Regions from separate parts of the Mus musculus genome. Here region 1 is linked to region 2. The links are chromatin loops, found by intact Hi-C in ENCODE. Cell type or tissue: left cerebral cortex. All regions are shown on one strand. Each heading gives the region's core, and the rest is flanking DNA. Links, peaks and the distances in the headings are about the cores only.

Region 1 (2,914 bases), core at 294-2,793, 130 kb after region 2:
ACACACTCACATACAGATACACACACATGCACATGCACACACACGTAGACACACAGATGCAGATGCACACACTCACATACAGATACACTCACATACACAGATACACACATACATGGATGAACAGATACAGAGATACATACACACACACAGATAAACAGGATGACAGACACACCTACACACACACAATGTTAACCACAGCTTCATGGGCACTGGCAAACAGAATCTTGCACTTGGCCATGAGGACATGGGTGGGCATTTACTGTTCAAACGTGGATGGATATAAAATATCAAAATGAGGGCTCTGAGCAACAGGAGTTAGAGAAACAGGATGCTTATTTAATTAGTTGTAACAAGATGTTGCAACTCTACTTCAGTAGCTGTAAACACCCTGCATTCCCCCTGGAAAACATCAGGAGCTGAGGGAGAGGACTTAGCACGTAATGTGATTGGATCATACGTTTGTTTATTAGGCCCAGTCTCAGAAATGAGGATGTATGTCAATCAAAACCTAGCATTGAACAGGACATACTTTGCACATTTTCTGTTAAGGAGGCCTGTGATGGTTTGAGTATGCTTGACCCGAGGAGTAGCACTATTAGGAGATGTGCCCTTGTTGGAGCAGGCGTGGCCTTGTTGGAGGAAGTGTGTCACTGTGTGGGTGGGCTTTGAGTCACTCCTCCTAGCTGCCTGGAAGACTGGTCTTCTAGCATCCTTCAGAATAAGGTATGTTCCTTCTCCAGCGCCATGCCTCTCTGGATGCTGCCATGCTTCCTGCTGCGATGATAATGGACTGAAGCTCTAAACCTGTAAGCCAGCCCCAATTAAATGTCCTTTAAAAGGGTTGCCTTGGCCGTGGTGTCTCTTTACAGCAATGGGAAGACAAGGGCTCACTGAGACTTATTTTTCAAGTCCCGTTGAGATCTCTGTCTACCCCAGACCCTTCCTGAAGTGTTTATTTGTCCTTAGATTTCCATGACCCTCCCGTCTGCATGAAGGTTTTTTTTGTTACCTTTGAGTGATGGGCATAATTTATCAGAAGCTACGAGGACTGCTCGATACTGGGGAAATGCCCCTGCTCGCTGCTCGAGACATGGTTCTGCCCATTGGCACAATAGCTGTGTTGTTGGGGCTGCCTGGGTTTTGCCTGGAGTGATGTGTTTAATAAGGAGGAAGGCACTATCCGCATTTTAGTTTGTGTTTTAGGGACAAGTCTCAGGTGGCAGAGACTGTCTCAAATTCATATAGAGTCCAAGACTACAAAAGGCCCCTGTCTCCCCACCGACCCTACCCAAAGAAAAATAAAAACACAGAAAACTTAAGGCCAACGTTCTCCAGAGGAAGGACTTGCAGCGCATCTGGATTGTTTTAATTTTATTTTATTTTATTTTTTCCTGTTACCACTCCCCTTAAATAAATCTCAGGTTTAAGGAGGTTACTCAGGAGGTCAGATCCACTGTTCTGTCTTTGAAGTTGGGATTCCCCCGACTTCAGCAATGCTGTTCACGGTTCAGGTATGAGAAGGGTTTTAAGGGAACTTCACTCTAGAGACTTCTAGCTCTCAAGCGCAAGTTGCCTGCTCCGTAATCAGCTTTGCCATCTGACTGCTGTATCAGAAGGTATTCACTTAGCAGTAATTAAGAGGAAAAGCTGATTTTTATTGGTTCCAACTGTTAAAGAATGTTTGCCTCGCACCCTGGCAGCTGCGGTGCACCAACGGGGCAAAGGCTGTCTTCGGCTGCCACCTAGCGTCCGCCTTCGGAAGCACGGACACTGTTTCCCCTTCGCTGAGGCCAGCAAAGGGGTCTGTGAAATTCCCCGCTGCTCACAAAGGAAAAATGATTTCCCTAAAAGCCACAGTGCTTTTTAGAGACCTTGGCCGCGGTCCAATTTAGCTTTACAGTAGGGGGGAGAGGCAAGAAGAGAAATGAGCCGTTTGATTTTGTGTTGCTGAATGTATTTTAATAAAGATTTTGAATGCATGTTTTAAGTAAATTCCCAGGCGCTGCAGGGCAGCTGGACATCACGAGAGGAAGAGGAGCTAGTGTAATCCAGAGGAACCCAAGTCACAATTACAGCGTTCACTCTTTCCTCATTTACAGTTCATGAAGGAAGCAGTGCCGTCTCGCTTATTTCATTGTTCATCTGTCTTCTAAATTCGAGTATTAGAGCATCGAGCCACTCTGAGGACGAAAAAGAAAGCAGGCACGTTAGGAAAGCCCCCAAATGTTCTGAAGCACCAGGGAAACCAAACGATTGCTCCCAAACAGCCCGTGAAATTGTCACAATTACCTCCCGAAACCACAGGGTTCTCCACGTTATTTTTCTCTCTTCCCAGCTGACTCAGAAGGAAAAGATCCAGGGATCTCTCTCAATTTAAACTGCAGGGTGGGAGGAGGCTGTCCCGGCGTGGTGCAACTGCTCTGTGAAGGATCTAACTTCAAGGCACCCGTGGCCTGTGACCCGGAGAAGGAGTTTGCAAAGTCCTAAGCCTAATTTCCAAATTTTGCACTTGAGAAAGCGGAAGCTCTCAGGAGCTGAGCATCTCTGGGCGATTACACAGCTGGTTAGAGCCGGAGCAGGCTTCTCACTGGGGTGTGCTCTCCCCTTCACTGCCTTCTCTCAACTCAATATTAATATTTATGTGCCCTATGCATGAACATACTCTGCCACATCCTACAAGACAAACATACACCTTCTAGGAGTTGGAGGGAATACGTTCTCTCACACATGCACATAGAGGAAAGCAAAGCATCCCAGCTTATAAAACTGTCTGGATTTAGAACAGATCATATCTAAAGCACCATCATGATTTCTGTGTTCTAGAACCCGAGTGTTTTCAAGATGTTTGAACAGTTCAGGGACCTTTTGCTCTGGCAATAGATTCTTCACTACAAGTATAATATATATTTAATAA
Region 2 (2,914 bases), core at 151-2,650:
GAAGACCTTCTTTCAGAGTCTCCTATAGGTAGAAGGTCTTCCCCATGATGCTCTTTAATGAAGTAGCTCTCTGAGATGATCTTAGCATGTTTGTATTTCTTTACTGGGAATGGCTATGAATGCATACGCTTTATTTGCAGTGAACCAGGGATTCAATAATTTTGGGAAAGGATGTGAGAATATGCAGGTAGGGAAGGTCATTGGCTGAAGGCTAAAGTCATTGAGATGCCTCGTTAGCATGAAGTGTTCCAGGTGCTGTGTCACATGACTGACTTCCCTTGGTCACCTTCATTAAGGTTCATGATTACGTGCAGGCGTAGAAGCAGAGAGGGAGCAGCCCTACTCCTGCTGTCCCAGATCTCTGAGATGCCTGGGGTTCGAGCATGTTCCACCTCACCAGTCCCATGCCCATCTGGTGGCACAGTCCATGTACCCTACACCCCACTGTTGACTTCTCCTTTTCAAACAACTAAGACGTAGTTTACTCCTTAAATAAATCAGTATCAAGATGAGTGTGGGGCTTGTTTGCTGCTTTCAACTTGTCACACGTGTCTGTATATGTGTTGTACATACGTGGATATTCATATCAACATGTGTTTGTGCTCTGATAATGGGAAGGCATGCATGTGCTTGAGTGTGTATTTGTGAGGCAGCCAGAGGCTGACATCAAGAGTCTTGTTCATTGAGGGAGGCTCTCTTAAGCTTGCTAATTCTGACACCTGGCTAACCACTTTGCCCCAGATCTCCCTGCCTCACCCTGAGTCACAGGAGTTGCCATGCCTGTCCCACTGTTAGATGGGTCGTGGGACTCTGAACTCTGCTCCCTCACATTTGCACAAGTTCTTTATCCACTGAGCCTCCCCCGGTAAGCTCTGAATTCTGTGGACCGGTGTCTGAGATCCTCAGGCTGCCATTGTGCCTCCTCAGACCACAGACAGAACACTCAGAGCATTTTCCTGTCCAGTCAAGGCTTAAGAAAAATCACAGTTTGAGGAGGCTGAGAACCATATTGTACACTCCATTGCTCTTCAGGGGATGCTCCTGGTCTCCCTCCCTAACATCCAGAGAGCAGGCCTGTGGTCCAGGAACATGGCCTCAGGAACATGTTGCTAGAGACCCAGGAAAGTAGAGTCTATCCAGGCCATTCAACGCTTTAACTTTGTTCTATAACACACAAACAAGTAGAAATTTCACACCTTGTTTTGAGTGGGAACATAAAACAAACCACTTCTCCAGGTCCAGTTCTTCCCCTGGAGCCTAATGTGGCCTGATGGAGACCCAGAAATGGGGCTGGGTGGCTCCTTGTTGCCGGTGACCTTGAAAACATTGAGAGAAAGCTGGACAGAAAAGCAATTTCATCTCTGAAATTACACACCACGGTTCTCATTCATCTTGATAAGCACTTTTAAGGACTAAAAGGGGGGTGGGGATATTGCTGCTAGGAGAACTGTGGAGGCCTCCTTTTGCCGAGTCAGTTTAAAGTAAATTTAGATGTTCAAAGATGCATTTGGTTTCCATTGTGAGCTAAATTGGCCGCTTCAGAAGGGTGAGAACAGACGGACAAGAAGGCAGCCAAAAGGAGAAATCAGGCAAAGAAAATCCACTTAAGAACAAATTTATTTGAATTTGGTTGTTAAAACACAGGCTTGTTCTGATTATAATGTTATTTGGGGGTTAAGATGACCATCAGTTTTCTTCTTCTATTTGCACTGGGAATAAGCTCTCTCTCTCTCTCTCTCTCTCTCTCTCTCTCTCTCTCGTGTGTGTGTGTGTGTGTGTGTGTGTGTGTGTGTGTGTGTGTGTGTGTATCTTTGATAAGAAACAAGAACAAAAAGAAAAACCTTCACTTGTCACTGGGGGTCATTATGACCTCCTGCAATCCACACAGCGTGTGTCTTTCTTGAGTGCCACACAATCAGAACTCCCCATTTCCTTGTGATAGGAAAAGGATGTGCTTCTCTAGGATCCTACCTATTGTCTGGATTGATGCTCAGAACAGCAGCTAACCGCCCCACTTTGAGGCCAGCAGGGGCAGCCAGGGCTAAACAGTGCAATCTGCATTCCAGAGTCCTCACCTCCCATTAAGGACAGACCATGAGATCTATAAAGGGAAGAGCCTCGTGGTAGTAGATAGCATGTCAGCATCACCTTTGTCTCTCTTGGAGGACTCTTGGGAGATCAACTGGAAGGAAATACGTGGACTTCGGGGAAGTAACTGCCAACCAACCATTCAGGATAAGCAATGTGCTGTACAGCTCTCTACCACACACCTTGTCTTGAAAGGGAAACATTTTGAGAACCAAAGCCTCATGCGTGCAAGTATCCACACATCCTTTCTTCCAACAACAGAAAACAGGGCAGCCCACTTCCTCCTGTATCCCAAAAGTGGCCAAAGGACCTTCTCCTGCAGTGCGCATATGGAAATCTACAGCCCAACAGAGAGGCTACTTGAGCTTAGGGGGTGGGGTGGATAGGCTTAATCATTCTTTGTATTCAGTTCATCCTGCTCACTCAAGACTTTAGATTTTTAATTGAGAAGACTGTGGCCTGCCAATCATGGCAAGAGGACTGAAATCCTTCAGAAATATCAGGGGATTCAACCAGGAGCATAGACTTAAGATCATGGCTGAGGAACAAGGTATCCTGTATTGGCCACTCTCCAGGCCATTCTTGGAAGCCCTAGTTAACTGGGATTCATGTTGTCAGTTCCAGATCTCCAAACAAAGCTCACACAGGAAAGACTCCAAGACGCAAGCTGCTTATTACTCTTAACTGACTGTTATGAATACCATTGTTGGGAGTGAATCCACGTCTCTCATGAAAGTTACAATGTTTTGGAAGATAAGGAGCTGAGCCATCTTCTCTTTAAGAACACCGACAACCTCCTCCATGATCTCTACCTTTGAATATTTGA

The links. Hi-C counts contacts between places; a loop is a spot of excess contacts. Peaks named below come from ENCODE experiments on the same cell type or tissue, not always from the same donor. Only the 100,000 strongest peaks of a DNase experiment are listed, where the experiment ranks them.
Region 1: a loop joins it to region 2, with 2.6 times the contacts of the local background. A loop is called at or near these places in 5 of 42 quality-filtered maps.

The regions. Positions count from the first base shown.
Region 1 is chr13:71,104,240-71,107,153 of GRCm38, reverse strand. It overlaps Gm40997 (a long non-coding RNA gene), which reads left to right and starts at 727. Exons shown (of 3, transcript XR_873655.1): 1 at 727-806. Mir466f-4 (microRNA 466f-4) reads right to left here and starts at 65; the gene lies at 1-65. In left cerebral cortex, for the core only: a CTCF peak has its summit at 1,743 (motif pointing left); DNase peaks (open chromatin) are centred at 775, 1,755 and 2,292; H3K4me3 peaks cover 715 bases.
Region 2 is chr13:71,229,973-71,232,886 of GRCm38, reverse strand. No RefSeq gene overlaps it. Among named protein-coding and RNA genes, the nearest start is that of Mir466f-4, 120 kb to the right of the region's middle. In left cerebral cortex, for the core only: no CTCF peak of the experiment used is centred there; a DNase peak (open chromatin) is centred at 1,508.